Regions from separate parts of the Homo sapiens genome. Here regions 1 and 3 are each linked to region 2. Evidence: chromatin contacts called from ENCODE Hi-C or POLR2A ChIA-PET data. All regions are on one chromosome and are shown on one strand. Each heading gives the region's core, a stretch centred on a gene start or an enhancer-like site at or near the end of the contact. The rest is flanking DNA. Distances are from core to core; before and after follow the strand shown.

Region 1 (3,527 bases), core at 411-2,910, 1.1 Mb after region 2:
AGGTGGCTGTTATATAAACATGCCAAACTAGCATTTATCAAGGTAGTTTTAAGGTAATATGTCTTCCATAAAGACTACTTTATTTAAGAGACCAATAGATACAATAAACTTTGTAAGAACTCAAAAATTAAGGGTACTTAGGCTTTTCTGAGGGCTTTCTTTGGAGAAAAATTACCTTATATTATATTACCTTTTATTCAGGCATACATAATAATTGTAAATTTGGCTTTGGAGACTTCAGTCAAAGAAAGAGCTTCTATACAGGAAAAGCCCTTAAACACTAATATAGTGATTGAGCCCATTGCTCATAAATGTTTGCTAAGAAAAATACTTGTCTGGCGTATTCAAAGGTCAGTCTTTCCTAGAGGCATGAGGAACGTTTCAGAGTTCCTTCGGACATTGCAGTGCTGTGGCTGGATGATGCCACTTACCCATCTATTTATCCATTTATTTATTCATTAACTTCAAACACCTTCTATAGTGCAGAGAATTTCTAAATACCATATATTAGAAAATCTTTATTTTATGAGTTTGGCTGACAAGGGTAGGAATAACAACAGATATTAAACCAAAAAGTTTTGCATTACTGAAAAAATTGGACAAATTCATATTAAAAGTTCCTAACCAAAAATCTCACAGATATGATGCAGTAATTGAAATCCATCATATTCTAAGGCTTAAAGCATGATGATCTGCTTCTACAGTGATAATTTGGGTAAGAAGGACAGTGTTCTAAAAAAGCAGCCTTAATATATAACACGGAGGAGTATATGTATTTTGGTCACCGGCCATTTGTCTGTCCATCCATCCATCTGTCCATTCATCCATCCAGCTGTACATACATCCCTACATCCTTTGGTTTATTTCAGTGGTGTCAACTCATTACATGGCGTTGAATGATGTTATCAATAATCATTGGCATGCCCTTTACTCCCTTAGGGTAGAAGAGAATTAGGTAAAAGGTAGTACTGAAAAAATGTTTTCCCCTCTTGCTGCAAAGTTATAAGCTTTTGTTTCCTAATCAGGCCCACTAGACCACATTTTGCCAGTGAGCCTCCACTGAAACAAATAATGATAATGTTCATTTCACATCTTTGACCTGGGAATTGCAGAGTGATTTACCAACATTAACTCATCAATTCTCCTAACACTTCTGAACAAGACATTATAATATATCATTGAATTCATCATGTAAATGGATTCTGTGTTTTCCAGAGAATTTCAATATCCTGGCCACCAATTACATAGGGAGTGAGGAGAAAAATTAAAACAAAAATTACCCTTTTCTGAACTACTGTCTTGTGGCCTGATCTCCATCAGAATGTCTTATTTTCTGGAAATTTTAAAAGGGGGAGGTCAGAGGAGACATCAGCTTTGCTTATGTAAAACTATTAAATAAAATCATACTAGAGAAAAATCATTAGAAAATGACCATTTCCCTTAAACCACTTTCTTCATTTGACTCATTGCTTAATAAAATGATGAACTTGAAACGATGCTGCCTGCTCCATGTCACCCAAATGATGAGTCACATCATGTGAACAAATGGAAATAAATCACCAGCGAAAAGGCCAAACTTCTGTGCTACCCTAGAAATATTTTCTATTTTTCCAGGGCTTCCAATGATCTTCCATTCCTGTTTAACTCAGCTTATAGTAAGCCCTGATGCCAAGATTTTCTGAGTTCCCTGCCAAAACCATGATGCTCTCAGCCTGGGCCTCTCTTCTAGGAGGGAAGACACTGCCCTCCAGATGAAGTGAAAAGGAGAATCACAAAAAGAGGATTATTCCTTATGGGAGGAAATGGGACACGTGCTGCTTATTGTAACATCATTCGCCATTCGTTGGGTATATGGAGGCTTTTATGAGAAAGCAGAGGTTTTTATAACTCATTTACTCTGGCAAGTGAAGCAACACTAAAATTACTTAAGTGTTTAAAAGATAGACGCATAGTAGTTTATGTTCTCAGTCATCTTATTACTGAGACCCTAATTTGCTTTCGTTAAACTGTCGGTTCTCCCTGAGAGTGCTATTGTTATCGGAGCCTCATAACCGTGTACACGGGTCAGTGATGGTACAATATTTCCGGAAATTTAAGTCCTCCATAAGTAGTCAATTGCAGGTTGTTTTAAGGAACAAAGACTGCTTTTCCAGCAAGCCTGGCTTGTGTTCCTATTAAGGCCCCTTCTTTTTTATTGCAAGGGGAAATTTCAAAATCTCATTGCTGTATTTAACTTTCTATTTTAGTAGGCTGCCAGTGCACTTAACCTTCCATATAAAGCTTATATGCGTTTATGCGTTCTTTCCCTTATTAACTTTTTAAGGTTTGGGATGTCAGCCTGACCTAATGATAGAATATGCAAAAATAGTCCTGATACCAGCACCCTGAGCCCACCTAATAAGGGACCTTTTTCATACTGTTTACTTATTTCTGAGTAACAGAAAGTCTGATGGTTTGGTGCTGGCTGGTTAAATTCAACACATGGTAAGCTTGCCTGTTAGTGAAGAAGGTTGAGATTTGGGCTGCCGGTATGTTTTCTTCTTTCAGGCAAGGACTGAGTGGCTTCCCCATGTGTGCCTAGGTGTCCAGCTGACCACAGCTGAGAGGGATAAGCAGGGATTGTGTCCAGCTGAGTTTGGGCCCCTCACTCAGTGGCCTACGTTCCTCGGAGGGTGTGTGTAATTAGCTGCTGAGTAGTAGAAGGCAGTAGCCATGATCCCAGTTGGAAAATAGAAGTAGAGCTAAAGCTAAAAAAAAAAAAAAAAAGGAAACAGGAGAGCTGATTGCAGGAGGAGGAGGAGGTGGGCTCTTGCTATTTTCTAGAGCCTGAACCAACCATGCAAAGTAGAATAGCAGGTGTTGCAGCTCTTTCCCCCAGGAGGACTCCTGAGCCTCGTAAGAAGGTCAGAGAGCTGGTTGAATGTTGGTGCAGGAAGCACGTCAGGAACAGCTTAACACTGGTTTAATTTTCATTTCCCCTGTGTTATTTTACACATGAGGGGAGTCTGAGGCTGAGCGCCGTGGAGAGGTCTTTGTGGGGAGCAGTTCACGTCAGATCCAGGCCTGGTCACCTCCTGGCCTCATCCCATTCACCTGAGTGACTTGTCACCCTTTTCAAGTCCTTTTCCTTCTTTGCTTTTTGCTTCTCCAAGTGTGAGATTGGCAATGTGATCATTATATGAAAAACATTTAAAATTAAAAACGATTCTGTGCAAATATGAAATAGATACCAGTTTTCTTTGATTTCTGTAGTGTCACTGATGATAATATGCACTGTAGATTAAATGATTAGTTTCTGGGGGTGGGGGTGCTACCACTCTTTTATGTACCAATCATATATAAAATAAGTCCTGAGTTCAGAAATGTTAAAATGACAAAAATCACATGGTTGTCATATATAAGCTATGTGTGTTGTATACAGGCTGTTTGACACACAGGCCCTGTTCTTTACAAGGCATGCTTTCTGGAAGCCCAAACCAGTCCCAGGAGTGAAAGCTGGCTCCTAGCAATACATGCGAGTAGGAGTC
Region 2 (3,791 bases), core at 971-3,470:
ATGTAATGAATTGCTAAAGAAAGTCAAGGTACAACTTAATAAAAAATATTTATAACCGTGCAGCAACTATTGATATTGATTCCACCAAGAATCCATGTTACTAAAATAGAGTAACAGAGAATCCACTATTTACTGAGCTTAAAGTTTGCTTTCATCACCTTAACGTTTAAAAATTGATTTCACACGGCCAGGTGCAGTGACTCACGTCTGTAATCCCAGCACTTTAGGAGGCCGAGGCGGGCAGATTGCTTGAGGCCAGGAGTTCGAGACCAGTCTGGCCCTGGCCAACATGGCGAAACCCCGTCTCAACAAAAAATACAAAAATTAGCCGGGCGTGGTGGCGCATGCCTTTAGTCCCAGCTACTAGGGAAGCTGAGGTGGCAGGACGGCTTGAACCTGGGAGGCGGAGGCTGCAGGGAGCCAAGATCGCCACTGCACTATCCAGGCTGGGCGATAGAAGCAGACCTTGTCCCCACCCTCCCCACTTTCCCCCTAGAAAACTGATTTCACAGATAAATTTGATTAGGGTACCCACTACATTTCACTAGGAATTCTAATGAGGAGAATCCAGGTGATCACATCTAAGTCACACAAAATTAAACATTTTTTAGTACAAATCAAGGTTAAATATTGGCAATTAGTATAAAGTAAATCCCTGTAATCCCCCCCCACCCGTTTTTTAGTTTGTTTTGCTTTCTTTAAAATAAACCCAGTGAGTATCAATCTGTCATCCTAAATTCTGACTGGGATCAGAGGCATCAACTAGTTCTTGTCCCATCTATCTGTGGCTAACTAAAATAAACTAAAAGTCTAATAGTTTAAATAGTAAACTAAGAAGTGTAACTAATTCAAAATATTCTAGTTCACACACAGAAGCAAAAACAATTACACAATATACAAGATATTGATCAAATGAAGTGAAGCTTTGACCCAATCAAAACTTCCTAACTCCACTTGTATCCATGTCGATCTCCTTTTATATCCGTTCAGTTCCACTGTCCTAAGTAGCCAATGTCTGAATAATTTTCAGCATTACCAGTCGAGCCCCTCCAAAAGTGGGTTTGCCATTTGCGAATTTAGCTTTGGCCCTCACTGCAGAGCGTGAAAACCAAAGGAAGAGGATGGTTTGAAGAGCAATTTCTTTTCACGAATAAACAACTAGTCCCATGAGTAAGGGAGTCAATTTGGAGTGCCAGGTCTAAAGGAAGAAGAAACTGTATTGCCTCCTTGTACATTTTGGGAATTTAGGGCCTGGACAAACGATAGCTAGTGAACTGAACGGGCAGGATAGTCAATCAGAGTAGAAGCAGCAGTTACAGGTCTAAAAAGCGTGCCAGCTCTACCCCACAGGCCCCCGAAAACCCTTCTACTCCGCCCAGCCTCCACCTCGCGCTTCTCACCTGCCTGTCGCCCGGTCTCGCTCGGGCTTCGCGAAGGGGCTGCGGATCCTACCCTCGTCACTGGAGTGGCCCGGACCGACGCCTGCACGTGAGGAGCCCGGGGTCCCAGGCCCGCGACTGGAGCAGGGGTGCTGATGCCGGCAGCTGTCCGCGGGTCAGGCCCCGCGGCCCCGGGGCTCAGGAAGTAGAAGGGGTTGTAATAGCCCAGCTGCGGGGGCGGCGGCGCCGCGGCCTGGGGGACTGCAGCGCCGCCCGAAGGGAAGCTCTGCGGGGAGGGCTGGGGGCTGCAGTAGGCTGGGAAGGCGGCCAGGCCGCTGTGCCAGGTGAGGTAGCCGCAGTAGGACTGCCACAGCCACTCGTGCACTTGCCGGGAGTACTCGCGGGCGCTCAGCCGAGCTGGTCTCTCTCGTGGCGCCGCGGCTTCGGGCGCCTCGCAGCCCGCCTGCTCCTGCAGCTCTGCACCGGAGCCGGAGGCCGCCTCCCCGCGCTTCCTGAGCTCGCGCGGCGGCTCCAATTTGTCGGCTGCGGCGGCAGCCGCGAGGCCCGGGGCTGTGGGCCGGCCCGGGGCCTGGGGTTCGGCCTGGGGGTCGTCGCGGGGGCATGGGACGGCGGTGGTAGGAGGGCCTCTCAGGGAAGGGACGGGCTCGTGGTCCCCTCCGCCATCGTCCTGCCCGGGAGGGTGGCCTCGGGCTTCCTCGGGCCCCTCGGCCATCGTCGCCTCAGCAGCACCCTCTGGGATACCTGTCACTGCTCCGTTTCCCTCCCCCAATGGCCCCTCCCCAACAGCCCCGTCACCACCGCAGCAACCGCAGGCGTCAACAATCCCCCGCCGGAAGCGGAAGCCCCGCCCCTCAGGAGCAACGCCCGCCGCCAGGCGGAGCTGGGAAGGGAGGGCGGGGAGGTGCGTCTGCAGTCCCGGGTTCGGGCCCTAGTAGTCGGTGGCTGGTCGGTGACTGGGACCAGACCGTCGCCTCCTCCCTTTTACAGCTTTAAGTCTGTGACCCGAGGCCTCTCTGTATATTCCCGTGGGGTTGGGCCTAGTTGTCCTGGGAGAAACTAGATGGATGAGGAGTATTTCCGAGACAGGTCCCAGGGCCAGCGCAGCCTTTTCTGTTGCAGAACCGCGACTGTTGTTTTGGGATCCAGGCCGGAGGGTTTGTTGCTTGTGTTCATTCCAGTTAACCATTAGTACTCGAGAAGGTGGTACAGAACGCATCTATCCCCTTAGAAGAAAAGAAATTAAAAGCCAAACTAAACTGGGATATATATTAATATAGGAAACTACCACTGAGACATAGGAAAGTGTATTAAAATATAACTAGTGAGGTGCTATGTATAATTCAGAGGAAGGGGAAATTATGCATGGGCCAGACTACTAACAAAAGGCTCCAAAGCCTGGGATACGCTGAGGGCCTTTCCATAACAGAAAATGAAAAGGAACCTAAATTTGAGACTAGATTTGAGGAAAGGCACAGTTGCGCTGGAGTAGAAAGCGTCTGTCTACCGCAGTGGAAAGTAAGTTTTCGTAAATGCAGACTAGCTCCAGGGTGAGGACAGAATCTAGCTTTTAAATCAGTATAATCTCTCTTCTTTTACATTTGAAAATCTCTGCAGCGATATGTTATTGTATCCCCAGCACCATACAAAGGACATACAAGGGCCAAATACTGTGGGAATATTTATTAATGATATTAATGATGATGCTGTCCGGGCCAAAGGAAAACTTCCGCTTCACCTTCTGAAGTTTCGCTGAAAGTCACTGACAGGAGGCAGTTAATAGGAGAAAAGACATAGACATTGATTTGACCATCGTTTTATGTGACACGGGAGCCTTCAGAATGAAGACCCAAAGATAACAAGGGAAATCGTGTATTTGTATGCTTAGGTTCAACAAAGCATGGACAGCCGTATAAAAAAATGACTGGACAAGGCCGGGCGCGGTGGCTCACGCCTGTAATCTCAGCACTTTGGGAGGCTGAGGCGGGCGGATCACAAGGTCAGGAGATCGAGACCATCCTGGCTAACACAGTGAAACCCCGTCTCTACTAAAAATACTAAAAATTAGCCAGGCGTGGTGGCGGGCGCCTGTAGTCCCAGCTACTCAGGAGGCTGAGGCAGGAGAATGGCGTGAACCCGGGAGGCGGAGCTTGCAGTGAGCCGAGATTGCGTCACCGCACTCCAGCCTGGGCGACAGAGCGAGACTCCGTCTCAAAAAAAATGACTGGACAAAAAACACTCTGATGCAAACAGGCAAGAAACCCAGCAAGGCCTATCTGGATTCTCCTTGGCCTGTCTGCAGCATTCATTCCTTCTGGGTATGGAACAGGACCCTCTGGAATGGGGGCTGTGGCCTACAACAGTTAAACAAGGTAGGTCAGATAATTTTTCTTT
Region 3 (3,417 bases), core at 263-2,762, 1.1 Mb after region 2:
ATTGAGCACAGTCTTAGGGTTAAAAGAAAAAAAGAGTTATTACATCTTTCACTACCATGAAACCCTTTCCACAAGACCCTCCTGGGCACCATATGACAATTCAAAGGTATTTATTTGAGACTGTCCTTAGACTATAGCTTTAGCTGTTTAAATTTAGGGTCCACACTCATTGGTCCTTTTGAAAATAAACAGGAACGATTTTTGAACTTGAGTTTTCTAAAACCACCTCTGTGCTCAAATATTGGTTAGAGTCTAAGCAAGGAGAAAGTGATCCATATTTCATTCCTAAGCTTCTCTGCTTCCTTAAGTAGGAATTCTTGAGTTACCTTATCAAAGCAGCCTTCCCTGATCTACATAAAATAGCATCCACCCCATCCCTCTCAGTCCTCTAGCCTTCTGTGTTTTTCTTTTAAGCACCTTACATATTATATATTTATTTGTTAATCATCAGTCTCCTCAACTAGTCTGCAAGCTCTGCAAAAGGAGGGATGGTATTCTTATCCTTATTCTCATTCTTATTCTTCCCTGGTGAATGAATAGTACCTAAAATACTGCTTGTTCCCATAATGGGCAGTCAGTAAATATTCATTGAGTGAATGCCTAAATGACATTCACTAAGTGAATGCCTCTCATGTGTGGGCCTGAGCCATTAGGAAAAGGAACATACATGCTGTTCTGATGAGAATGCTTGAATCTGATAGCAGTTTAAGGGTGTGGGGAAGGGATGGAGAGTCTAGACTATTTTCCTTAGAAGTGGATACTTGATGTGTATAAAGAAATGTGAGGAGGGAACAATTTGTGTAAAAAAAAAAAAATTCTAGACCTATCAGTAGAGTTTGGGGATTTTCTAATACTTTTTTTAAAAGTCTGCACTGTCTGTATTTCCTCTCCTTTTCCATTTGAGTGGTTTGCTTTGTCACTTGTTTGTGAGCATCCTGCCCTGGCTTTCTGTGAACGGCGGTGGTTTTGTCTCTTATCATCACATCATTTCATCACTGCTTACGTTCATATTTCTTTTCAAAGTAGGGATGGGCCTGAAGTGCTGTATCTCCCTAGAAAGGGGCTGACTGAATAACACTTCATTCTAGTGCACACCTTAGAATGAAAAAATGGTGTGCTGGTACAAATGAAACCCATTTAATGTCTCTGTGGTGTGTGATGGGAAGTTCACAAAAGCTTTCTTAGGGAGGCATTGTGCTAGTTAGCTTTTGAGGACAGCAATAATAAAGGTTTCTGGAATTTTGTGTGTCTATGGACTCCCTTTTCAGAATAACTGCTCTGAGTGCAGGCATTACTTTATTCCTAGGAAGAAATGGAGAGACTAAAATAAATACCTCTGTACCTGTGTAAACAGCATTATGCTGTCTGTGTAAGTCTTAAAAAATGGGAGCTGAATTTCTCTTACTCTGAATCTCCAGACTAAGAGAATTGCACACACACGCACACTCTAATAAGAGCAATCTGGGAATTTCCCTCTGTGTCTGTCAGTTTGTACCTTTTAGATTTGCCATCTGTGATACCAAATTCTCCAGCGTTACAAAAAAAAAATCTGAAGTAGATAAGAGGGTCAGGAGAGAAGGGGAGATTCCACCACTTTTGGACAAGTGAGGGAGAACAATCTCCTTTTTCTTAAATCCTTGCTTGTAATGCTCCTGCAGATTGACCTACAGATTGTAAAGGCAGAGAGGTTATGACTGAGCTCATTCCATCCAAGTGCACTGGGGATAGCTTCAAGTCTTCTAGAGTTTTCTCTTTCACCCATTTCTCTCTCTTCCTCAGACTTCCTTGAATGGCTTCTGATTGACAGCTTCACTAGTTCCTGGCCATTGCCCCTGGTGTGTTATTTGGGATGGGCACCTTTGGCAGGGTCTTTGCAGGAGTCACTGCTTCTAAGAAGTGGTGTCAGAGCTACCTCCTGAGGCAACTGACAAAGCGTAGCCCATCCCAGGCACACCCTTTCCCCTCAGCACCTTCTTCCTCAAGTACTCAGCTCCTCCTCTCAGCATCTTGGAGAGGAGGAGGAAAATGCAAAGAACACCCAGACGTTGTGGAAGGAAAAAAGTTCATGGATCTTTTACAACATTTGTGTTCTATGGGGTGAAACAACATCAACAGCCTGGTCAGGCTGCTTTGTAACTGAATAGTGCCAAGGTAAAATGCTTTTGTGTCCTCTTTAAGTTTAGAGTTCACTCAATTACATGATATTTATTAAAAGAGTGTTGTGTGCCAGGATGTTCTTGAGTCTATCAGGGATCCAGGGCTGAGTAATCTGTACTTACTGCCCTTTGAGACTCTAGGAAGGTGCTATGGGAAGGATGTACTTGGTGGCGGAGTCAGGTGTACCGAAAGGGACGATGGGTAAGAGTTGTCAGCGCTGGAATTTCAGGGAAGACATCTAAATTGAGCCTTCAAGCAGAGGTGGAATTTCAACCCAATATATATGTGTATTTAGAGAAGACAAAGGATGCTTTGAGAAGAGACTAGGAATAGTATTTTATGTACTACTTCTGTGTCTGGGCATGTGAGAGCTCAGAGCCAGAGCTTTCCTTCCATCAGAAATTGTTTGGTTTGAACACTGACAAAAACATAGCATGAGGATTTGTAGCACATGGCCACCAGGCCACCATTTTCTTCAGGATCATTTTAGATATTTTTTTTTTTTTTTTTTTTTTTGCAGATGAAGTCTCTTGCTGTGTTGCCCAGGCTGGAGGGCAGTGGCACGATCTTAACTCACTGCAACCTCCACCTTCTGGGTTCAAGCGATTCTCCTGCCTCAGCCTCCCAAGTAGCTGGGATTACAGGTGTGCCTCACAATGCCCGGCTAATTTTTGTATTTTTTGTAGAGACAAGGTTTCACCATGTTGGCCAGGCTGATCTCAAACTCTTGAGCTCAAGTGATCTGCCCACCTCGGCTTCCCAAAATGCTGGGATTATAGGCATCAGCCACTACGCCTGGCACATTTTGGATCTTTATATGTAAAAGTTGAAGCAAGAACTTGGGATGCCTAAAGAATGATGCCTCCCAGCATTAGTAAGGGCAGTGTTTCCAACTGAACTTTGTACAGAAAAACCCAAACAAAACTAAAGATGTATTTTTTAGGTGGTATAAATTCGAAGTGCTCAATGTTCAAGAATCCACAATAAAGAAGGGCAGGGATGACTGAATAGTGATAAGAACTAGTTGACATTGTTTAGTCATAGAACCCAAACAAAATCTATTGGTTCTTAACAACACATAAATTACTCCTTAGGACTAATGTAAACAGACAAATAGAAAGGTAACTTCATTTTTTAATTATCTAAATTTTTCACTTTTGTAAAAGAATCATATTATACCATAAAAATATTAACCATGTCTCCAACTTAAATTCATGTTAAATTTCCAGTGGTAGCTATGTAATAAATTATTGCTAAGTA

What was found. Hi-C counts contacts between places; a loop is a spot of excess contacts on that map. ChIA-PET counts read pairs that join two places held with the same protein, here RNA polymerase II (POLR2A). Pooled maps may share reads with other maps.
Region 1: a pooled map shows a loop between it and region 2 (2.5-fold over the local background). The contact joins the enhancer-like site here to the promoter of FAM8A1 in region 2. A Hi-C loop is called at or near these places in 2 of 50 pooled maps. POLR2A ChIA-PET finds 5 or more read pairs at or near these places in 2 of 52 experiments (A673 and activated B cell).
Region 3: a loop to region 2 is called in a map of CD8-positive, alpha-beta T cell, with 3 times the contacts of the local background. The contact joins the enhancer-like site here to the promoter of FAM8A1 in region 2. A Hi-C loop is called at or near these places in 1 of 168 maps with a recorded cell type or tissue (CD8-positive, alpha-beta T cell) and 4 of 50 pooled maps. POLR2A ChIA-PET finds 5 or more read pairs at or near these places in 1 of 52 experiments (A673).

What each region holds. Positions count from the first base shown.
Region 1 is chr6:16,504,233-16,507,759 of GRCh38, reverse strand. The region is part of intron 5 of ATXN1 (ataxin 1); the gene reads left to right. Among named protein-coding and RNA genes, the nearest start is that of ATXN1-AS1, 260 kb to the left of the region's middle. Within about 2 kb of position 1,660, at least 4 of the 41 ENCODE cell types and tissues checked have a DNase peak (open chromatin) inside an H3K27ac peak, as active enhancers do.
Region 2 is chr6:17,598,731-17,602,521 of GRCh38, reverse strand. It overlaps FAM8A1 (family with sequence similarity 8 member A1), which reads right to left and starts at 2,220. Exons shown (of 5, transcript NM_016255.3): 1 at 1,401-2,220. The coding sequence starts at 2,112. It overlaps LOC102724591 (a long non-coding RNA gene), which reads left to right and starts at 3,546. Exons shown (of 5, transcript XR_007059485.1): 1 at 3,546-3,769. RefSeq lists enhancers at 1-314, 315-815 and a silencer at 1,882-2,361.
Region 3 is chr6:16,479,411-16,482,827 of GRCh38, reverse strand. The region is part of intron 6 of ATXN1 (ataxin 1); the gene reads left to right. Among named protein-coding and RNA genes, the nearest start is that of GMPR, 240 kb to the right of the region's middle. Within about 2 kb of position 1,512, at least 4 of the 41 ENCODE cell types and tissues checked have a DNase peak (open chromatin) inside an H3K27ac peak, as active enhancers do; they include CD8-positive, alpha-beta T cell, where a contact is called at or near this core.